Linked DNA regions of Mus musculus: region 1 is linked to region 2. Evidence: chromatin loops called from intact Hi-C (ENCODE). Cell type or tissue: heart. All regions are shown on one strand.

Region 1 (5,000 bases), 52 kb after region 2:
ACACACACACACACACACACACATGCACAGATACATGCACAAACACATTCATACACACAGACACACACAGAAATATACTACACACACACATACACACATACACACAGATACACAGACAGGCAGCCCCCCCCCCTCCAACACTAGCCTGGGTGTGCAGTAGGACATGTCATCTGAGTTTGTATGGTATAGTCTATGATGCTTGCAGAGACAGAAATCACCATATAATTCATTTCTGGGAGTCTGTTTCTGTCAGTAAGTGGCACCCGGCCATGTTGCTTTTCTCATCCTTTCAATGGTCCTATGAGGTAGGTACCATTCTTATATGTTTTCCAGGTGAAGAAGCCAAAGCACTGAAAGAGACCATGTGACTTATCACCATTACACAGTGGGACAGCTGCAATGCAGGCTGGCTTAGACATCACTCCTGCCCCTTGCTGTAGCTTCCCCAAGTCACGTGGCATCATCTTCTAAGAAGCCACATACCCAGTATTCTGGGAGCCCAGAGTCAAGTGTGACTAATGCTGATGGCTTAGTTTTCATTCATACCACAGGAATGAAACCCACACTCTACAGAAAACAGCGTCTCACAAGTCTTTTCCCCTTAGAGACAGGACAGCATAGAAAATGGAGAACAGAGTCGGACGCCAGCCCCAGGGCCTCAAGGAGTAGCCTTTCCGTTGCTGCGGTCAATATGATTGGTGTTGGTGTTCAGCTAGCATTTCCCTGATCTCCTTCAAACAGTTAGGATGGTCTTTCCCTGCCCTGAAAGTCAGTGGCCAGTCACACTGTGGCTCCTTAGACATGGAAATGGAGACACAAATAGCAAGGGGTCTGTTTCCAGTCAGAGGCTCAAGGTCCCTTCAGAACTGCTGGGTCCTGCCTTGGCAACGAGCCAGAGGAACCAAGGCAACGAACGCTTCGCTCGTCCTGAGCTCCGGATTGAGAACACTTAATAACAAGAGCCTTGATATGATAGTTTGGAGAGGTGGTGGCACTCTGAGGAGGTGGGGACTAATAAGAGACTATTAGTTTTTCACCCTGGGAAAAGATTAAGACTAAGTAGGTTGTTAGGAAGCAAGTTTGTTTTCTTAATTTACTCTTGTTTCATGTCTTGCTCTCTCATCATCATATCTCTCTGTCTCTCTCTCCCCTCTGCTTTCCCGCCCCTCCCCCTTCTCTTTCATGTGAACTCACTCACTCACCCTACCATAAAGTCCTTACTGGAAGCCAATGTTACCATCATGCCCTCAGACTTCGGGGAGCATAAGCAAAAGGACCCTTTTCTTAAAGACTCTACTGCCAGGCATTTTGTGGTAACAAGGCAAGAGTCCTCTTAAGCTTCTGAGATGAAAGAGAAAAGGGCTCCCCAGACTGTAGCACTTCGAAACAGGAAATATCATCACCCTGTCGCGCAATGAGGAAGAGGCGAAAAGGTAAACAAGGTTTCACATGTGACTCCAAGGCAGATTTATATTTATGGGAGAGTTGAGTATGTCCTGGTTGTTGCCCGTGTTTGGGAATCCAGGCAAATGTACACCTGAGTCTACCCAGCTTGGGCAGTACAGGAATGGCTTTAAATTCAGGTTCAATGCATACTGGGAAGGATTTTTACCATCTTCACCAAGAAGGGAAACACCATGCCCAGCTTCTCCCCATTTCAGATTAGCCATGAAGAAGAAGGTATTGATGAAGTCAGTCCCATTGCCTACCTGGAATGTTCGGACACAGGAACCCGTCAGAGGCGTTAGCCGCCGAGGCAAAGTTCATCTTTAAACATTCAGTCTCATACACTGAGGAAGAAGTCATGAGGCTTCCTGAAAATAGCAGCGATTAGCTTTTGATTCCACAGCCCGAGAATCTAGGGCTTCCAGGGCCACAAGCGGTGTGGCAGCAACACTGGGCTGGCTGACAGGACGAAGAGATTTCTGTTCCAGAGAACACTGCTGATTATTTTTAAATTTAGGCTTATGGATAACACAGAACGGAGCCTCCAATCCAAAAGATATCCAGATGGCCAAGACCTTTACAGAGGGCACTAAGCCAGACTAGCACTCCCGTGCCTATTGCCAGGCCTGAGACAGGTCTTCAGATCTCAGACACACCCACAGTTATAATGTAAAGACCAGGGTGGTCTTTACATTAGACTAGTACTACGTTTGTCTACATTGTTTAAGTACTTGTTAGGTCATCTCAAGACCAAGACAGATGTGAATGGAAGAAAGCAATGTAAATGTTGTCACAGATTGATGAAGAAAAAGCCACTAGGCACCCAGCTAGGCATTAGAAGTTTGTATGAGTGGGAGACCTCACACAGAACTCCAGGGTGATGTTGTGGCTGTTGCCCTGTGCAGAAAAGCTAATATCAAGAGAAGAGTCAAGGGGGCCAAGTGATTAACCCCTAAAAGCCAGAGGAACTGATTTTGTTTCAGGGGTCCATATTGAAGATCAGGACCTAGAAGGCACATTTACTCCAACTGTAGTCACTTCATCAAGATGTACAAGAAAGAGAGCTCACAGCTGGAGAACAGCATAGCACATGGCAGGTTGTTGAGGTCTCTGATGTGCCTTATCTGGCCTCAGAGCGTCACACACAGCATAAGCAGGCTTTTGCTGATGCCAAGGAGAGTTGGTGACCTGCTTCAGGCAATGGGGTAGCACCTGGTGCATTATGGGATGAAGTCATCAGGCTCTGGGATGAGTCTGGCTACTTCTTGGCTAAGTGGAATGAAGCAGCACCCACCTGGTGAGCTGTAATGCAAATACCAGAGGGTTATGGAAACCCTGACCGCCGCTCATTGCGATTGTGTCTGGGGTGGATGACTCTCATCTTCTGGCTGAGTTCTGATGGATAAGTTTGCCCTGGTACCTGGGTTTGCTCCAGGAACCACCATCCCAGGCAGGACCAGGGTGAGGCCTCTGAGCAGAAAGAGAGGACCCCCCCTTGGAGACAGTCCAAAGGACTCCCAAACAGGGAAGGAAACAGAAGCAGCTGTTGGAGAAAATCTGCCAACATCAGGAGGTGCTGAAGGCCATGCGCAGCCACTCCCAAGCTCATACCCTTTTGACATGACCACCAGACCTCCCGCTAAAGAACTCTTGTGTGGATACCTCTGCATTCTGCCACCCCTCTACTGACAGTGACTAAGAATGTTCTGAGGAGAATCCATTCTATCCAAGCTCCCACAACAACCAGCAAAGGCTCCTGGCTGTGCTCCCAAGCCTTCTGCATGGATACCCCAACCCAGAGCCAGTACCTTCAGGCTGATCCAGCCACCCGAGGTACCCCTCTCTCAAACCTAAAAATCCTTCCGTCAAGACGGTATCCTGGCCTACTCCTTTAGTGCAGACCATCACTGTCTTTACTCCTTAACTCCAAGGGCCTTCAGGGGAAGAGGACCAGGCAGGCTTAAAAGAGTTCAGAAACATAAAGGGTACCTGTGGAGGTGGGTGTGACCAGAGAGTGGTATACAGACCTTGCCAGAGCCACGGAGGTGGTGGGAGTATGGGACCATGGAAGGTGAAGTCTAATGACATATCCACAACCACTGGGTGGAGAAAATCAGTGATGGATGATGTTTGGTTGATAAAGCCACCTCTGGAGTTTCAGACGCCTGACAGACAGAGGAAGGGCGAAGGAAGAAGAGTCTATGGTGATCTAGCCCGGTTGGAGCCCCATACCTCCAGCCATCTCCACTGAGCCTGATACCACTGCCTCTGGCATCATGAAGGCCATGCTCCAGCTTCCTTATGGCGACTTACGGTATTCCTGCCTCCGAGTTTCCCCATCGTGGTTTCTTTGAAGAATGCATGAAGTCATATGAGGCAGGGTTCCAGAATCTGCCCCATCTGCCAGAGGTGTGCCACACTGCTGGCCAAGGCCTTAGAGAAGAACCTGCCCACATTCCAGATAAAGCTCAGTGCATGAGAAGAACTACAGACTGGTATACTAGTATTTCTGCAAAAGGGAGGGAGGAATCTGTGGTTTCAACTTGGGCTTGCTCGATGGATGTCTGGACCAGAGAGCTTAGGTAACAGTTTAGCAGCCTGGCCTCATCCCATCCAGACCAAACCTGACTCTGTCCCTTGTACCGCTATTTCCATGTGTATAACTAGTTTTGGGTATCCTCCAAGCCATAAAATGAGATCCAGCCATCTTGGCAGAACGTATGGATGAGTCTGAGACAAGGTGCTGGGTATTAGAGTAGAAACTGGTGAGAAGACCTGGAAAAGGCAGGAGAAATTCGGCATGACGCGAGGAGGATTGCAGAGGCACTCTGCAAAGACCACACCAGTGTCTCTGTTATTTTCTGGTGTCAACCCTAACACCTGCCGTGGGGCTCTCAGTCTGAAACCTGAGAGTTTCAGGGGTTTCTAGATGAAGTAGTCTCTCTCTGTCCAGTCTCCTCTGTCTAGGTAAGTGTCCTAGTCAATGTTCCATTGCCACGAAGAGACACCATGGCCACAGCAACTCTTATAAAAGAAAGCGTTTAACTGGGGCTGGCTTACAGTTTCAGAAGTTTAGTCCATCATCATCATGGCGGGGAATATGGGGACAGGTGTGATCCTAGAGCAATAGCTGAGAGCTACGTCCTGATCCACGTGCTGAAAGAGAGAAACTCTTAAACAACACAGGTAAGTGTTTTGTTTGTTTGTTTGTTTGTTTGTTTTTTAAAAAACCTCAAAGCCCACCTCCAGTGACACACTTCCTCCAACATGGTCACCCTTCTGAATCCTTCTAATCTCATTCAAGAGTTCCACTGCCTTGTGACTAAGCATCCAAATAAATGGGCCTCTGATGACCATTTTTATTTGCACCACCACAGTAAGGTAACACTGCTGTTAGAATTCTTTTAAACTTGCAATCTTAAAGGTAACATCTAAGAAGAGACCTTTTTGTATACTTCGGTACATAGTCAGTATGGGAGGGTTTGATCCCAAACTCTCATCCACCCCCCCCACCTACAATCTGGCAAGCTCTGTTCTGCTCCCTACAACTACAC
Region 2 (5,000 bases):
TGTGATGTAGGTGGGGGCCACCCCTGGGCTGGTGGTCCTGGATGGCAGGCTGAACAAGCCACAAGGAACAAGCCAGTCAGCAGCACTCTTCCTCCACAGCTTCCACATCAGGTGCTGCTTTGAGTGTCTGCCCTGATGATGTCCCTGGATGACACACTACAACTGTAATAGGAAATAAACCCCCTCCTCCACAGTTGACTTTTTGGTCATGGTGTTTTTGTTTTGTTTTGTTTTACACCCTGTGCATTCTGGGTAAAGGTGGCCTGACCCAACTCAGTCTGGGACTCTGTGTGACTCTGTGCCCCTGGTCTGATGGCCCCATATTTACCCGTCCATGGAATGGTACTCACAGGTGGGTTCTGACATGGCTGTGTGTGAGGACTTGTGGGAACTCCTTGAGGAGGCTGATGGAGAAGGGCTGCTGGGAAGACCTGAGGCGCCCATGTCAAGTGCATTAAAGGGCTGTGGAGGCTCTAGGCTTGAGTCCTTTTCCTGAAACACACACATGTGCATATGAGCTCGTGCGAGCAGATAGACAAACAGACACACAAATAAAAATAAGCTTCAGCATTAAGATTCCATGAATGAGTGGAAAATGTGACCTTAGTTCTAGTACATAGAAGAATTTGGAAGAAAGTGGGAGAAATGCTCTATCATCTTAGGAATCTTTCTAGATACATTTGGGTACAGTAGATAGATACTCATGTGTTGTACCATCACCAAGAGGCTTTGTCTTACAAACCACTTTTATTTGCACCTTCTTTCTCTTTTATTTTGATTTTTTTATATTCCCTCCACTGACCTTACATTTTATTTGTTCCTTAAAACAGTTATCTCATTGACAAGTATTGTAGTTTTCTGAAATGAGAGATCAGAATGCAGTAGGGCTACCATTAGTGATGGCTTGTTAACATGGCGATGAGATACAGGGCACTGGGCCATCACAGGGTTCTTCCTTTGCTGCCGTGCACACTTGCTCTCTGCATGGGTAAAAAGCTATGGTCTCTCATTGTTTGATATCTGACTCTTATCTGGTCCTGGCTTCCAGGTCGTGTCTACTCCAAACAAGATATGACGGGAGAGAAAGCAGCTTTGATGGACAGGCTACAAACCTTTATGGCGTAAGAGTCATAGTGTATGCAAATAGGTTATGATTTTTTTTTTAAGCCAAAGAAGAAAACACAGTGTTTATTCCCCTAAGTCCTGTGGCAACCCAGAAGGGAGAAATTACCGCACCCATTGTGTAATGACCACCCACTGACTTGGGTATTCAGTTTCACATATGTGAGTCCATGTGTTGTTCTGACTTTAGATCGGTTGCTACCATGATGTGTATGTTTGTGTGTGTGTGTGTGTATGCATGCACACGTGCGCACATCTATGTGAGTGTAAATATGTGTATGTGTGTGAGTGTGTATACATGTGTGTGTATGTGAGTGTGAATATGCACGTGTGTATGTGTGTATACATGTATGTGCATGCATGTGTATGTCTGTGTGTGTGTGCGTGCCCCCCATAAAGAGGACCGGCATGACTGATATGTGACCTACAATCTTTTCTGTCAAACAGGATGGCAGGATGCACCTGTATGTGTGGTGGGAAATGTCATTTGCTTAGTGACAATCTCCTTAGATAAGGCTGGTCCAAGGGTCACTGCACCATACCACAGTGAATCACATATTCCTGATCAGCCAAGAGAATTGGCCCCAGGAGTGAGCATGCACACGGAGGGGCATTCATTCACAGGCACTGCTAGCATGGAATATCACAGCCAACAATGGAATCTGCATTTCACAGACATGTCAGTCAGTGGAGCATTAAATGTCCCTCAGACAAGATCACCACAGAGTGAGAGGCAACATCATAGAGGTTTCACTTCAAAAGGAGGTGTTACCTTTTCACACAGAAACCCGAGAGAGAGACACATTTCTGTTTCGCTGATGGGTACATATTATATTACTCTGTGGTTGATGTATGGTGTGTCTAACACCTGTCTAACGCTAGCTGAATTCCATTCTCTGACCCGACACTGTGACAGAGTGTGATGTGGGAAGCAGACATTTCACTAAGTGATGGCAGCCATTCAGGTAAGGATGGGTGGGGAACACTTACAGAGATCAGGTGAGCCTCTGTAGACAGGGCTCTCTGATCCTTGAGGGTGATTTTTCCTTCCTCCCAATTTCATCCACAAGGGATGACAGATGTTTCTATTGATCACAGATAGGCTGGCAGGCTGCTGCAAAGCCTCTGGTCAGATTCCGGAATCTAAGTTTCTGGACACCCTAGAACTTGAACGACTCTGCTGCCAAGCATTCACCCAGCTTTCAACATATCCCCCAAAAAAGGGTTTATCCACAATTGATGAAAAGAAATCCTTATTTCATAGATTGACTGGCAGCACTTGCTTTCTTGAAAGAACGCAGGCTCATCTAGCTGATAATTTCTTAGCATAGGACATTCTTAGCTTTCTTTCTTTTCTTCTTCTTCTTTTTTTTTAATCTTATAATGTTTCTACTTGTTGTATAAATGACCTTTGAGACCCAAGGCTCTGGCCTTCATAGTTTCTTGGCACTGTGTGAGGAAAAGTCTGGACAGATGGGACCAGAGAACTCAGGGTAGAGAAAGGAAGGAGGTGGTGGGATTGGTGGACTGAAGGATCCTTTTTACATCGGCATTCCTGACAAAGCTGATGCTAAGGTGGCTACTAACTAAAATCTTGTGACACCTAGTCAGAAACTACAGGGAGGGATGGGGCGGTAGCTTCACATGGATTGCACTCCTAGTACCATAAAGCAAGATCAAAGCTGGGGAGTGCAGGGGGCACAGGCTAATAATTGGAAGCAATACAATAAAGCTTAGTCTAAGAGAGGGATGTAGGCCTTGGATTGTTCCACACTCTAGTGGGTGATGGAATTGCTCTCTGGCACTTTATCTGTGGCTTTTTATAGCCATCATTGGAAGGCTGGGAAGTTGCCAAGCCATTCCTTGAGTCCAGAGGCTGTTTTTGAGCCAGCTTTTTACAAGCCTGTCCTTGAGTACCCATGCTTCCATGCTCATCGGAGGGAAGGGAGAGAGCACACAGCATCTACCTCACGGGACCATCCTGGAAGGCAAATGAGCAAACACCCACAAGCTATCGGGAGAGCTATGGGTCTCCAGCGAGGGCTTAGTCCAGATGAATCCATCCTTGCTAGCCTGGTATCTATCAGAATGGGATAGATGGCACCACCCATGGGAGGTGCCACTGCTTAGCCCTTCCCTCTAGCAGGGATGAACTCACCTTCACTGCAGAGGGGTGCATGGCCTCTGTGGGTGGGTCTTCCAGAGCCAGCTCCTGTCTCCTTTCCACTCGAACATCTGCGTAACTGCTCAGAAAAGAGAAACCACTGTGAAGCCTGGACATTCCAGGAAGGCAATGCCCATGGGGACACATGGAGCTTTCTATATAAAACCTACTCATAGAATGTGTGGCCCAAGGAAGCCCATCTGTGACCTGCTCAGAGGACCGAGTCTCATTCCTGCCTAATTGCCTTGCAAAGATTTTAATATTATGTACCAGCTATTTTCAGTTCTGGCCTGGGTTTATTTCTCTCCCCTCTGTTCTCTATCCCTTTATTACCTGAAATCTACAGATACGTTAGCTTTTAAGATATACTTTTGTTTGTTGCTAAGCTTCTGCTTGTAAAGAATTAAAAAGTGTGCTTCAGGCCAGGCGTGGTGGTGCACGCCTTTAATTCCAGCACTCAGGAGGCAGAGGAAGGCAGATTTCTGAGTTCAAGGCTAGCCTGGTCTACAAAATGAGTTCCAGGACAGCCAGGGCTATAAAGAGAAACCCTGTCTCGAAAAACAAAAACAAAAACAAAAACAAAACAAAAACAAAACAAAAACAAAAACAACCCAAAAAACCCCCACCAAACCAAAAAAACAAAACAAAACAAAACAGAAACCTGTGCTTCAAACATGTTCATTATGTATATACAAAGAAACAAACCAAGACCTAGACAGTCCCAGGCCACTGCTGAGTCTAGGGACCCACTTTGTCTACTGTAGATAACTCTATGGTGCAGTCGCAGGATTAGGAGGAGCCTGGGATGAGAGCCTGGAGTGTCTGAGCCCTGGTTTATCTCCTCGGCTCAGTCCTCATGCTCTCCCAGACCTAGCTTCTTCCTACGATGCGGGAGGAAGGAGAGAGCAAGGGTGTCATGCATCCTCTCTGAGAGACTGAGCAGCCCACTGGAAAAGACACAGTCTGAGAGGCAATGAACGACTACTAGCCACAAGGCCACAGGCCACGAGCCACTGACTGAGAAAACCCAAGAGGATGGGCTGGGAACCAAAGAAGGAGTCTGAGCATGAGTGCATGTTGTGATAAAATGAGATGTAGTCAATGGCTGAGAAAGGCCAGTGCTTCCCTATTCTCCTCCTACTAATGCACATTTATATATGCAGAGACGTGTGCCAATCTTCATATGTGTTACACATATATGTATATGTAACATATACATATACACACATACACACATATACATACATATATAAGCATACACACATATACACATATACATAATATACATATACACACATACACATATACATACATATATACATATACATACATATATAAGCATACACACATATACATAATATACATATATACATATACACACATACACATATACATACATATATAGGCATATATGCATATATACATACACATACAAATACATATTATCCCTCTATAGAAGCTCAAGTCCCTAATATAAAACGGGGTAGCATTGCAATCACCCTCTTGCAAACTTCACACACAGGTAGTTTCCTTTTAACACACAGTGCAATACAATGTAAATGCTTTGCACATAGCTGCTATACTATGCTCTTTACAAAGAGTGAGAAGAAAAAAATGCTTGTCTATCTTTAATATGAATTTAATTTAAAATACTTTCCATCAGTGATTAGCCATATATGGATGTAAAATCTACTTGATAGAAGGATGGGCTATT

The links. Hi-C counts contacts between places; a loop is a spot of excess contacts. Peaks named below come from ENCODE experiments on the same cell type or tissue, not always from the same donor. Only the 100,000 strongest peaks of a DNase experiment are listed, where the experiment ranks them.
Region 1: a loop joins it to region 2, with 2.4 times the contacts of the local background. A loop is called at or near these places in 5 of 42 quality-filtered maps.

What each region holds. Positions count from the first base shown.
Region 1 is chr1:39,277,541-39,282,540 of GRCm38, reverse strand. The region is part of intron 2 of Npas2 (neuronal PAS domain protein 2); the gene reads right to left. It also overlaps the pseudogene Gm17904. Among named protein-coding and RNA genes, the nearest start is that of Npas2, 86 kb to the right of the region's middle. In heart, no CTCF peak of the experiment used is centred here; a DNase peak (open chromatin) is centred at 1,970; H3K27ac peaks cover 850 bases; H3K27me3 peaks cover 1,340 bases.
Region 2 is chr1:39,329,302-39,334,301 of GRCm38, reverse strand. It overlaps Npas2 (neuronal PAS domain protein 2), which reads right to left. Exons shown (of 21, transcript NM_008719.2): 12 at 3,281-3,365; 13 at 351-492. Among named protein-coding and RNA genes, the nearest start is that of Rpl31, 36 kb to the left of the region's middle. In heart, no CTCF peak of the experiment used is centred here; a DNase peak (open chromatin) is centred at 2,951; H3K27ac peaks cover 308 bases; H3K27me3 peaks cover 500 bases.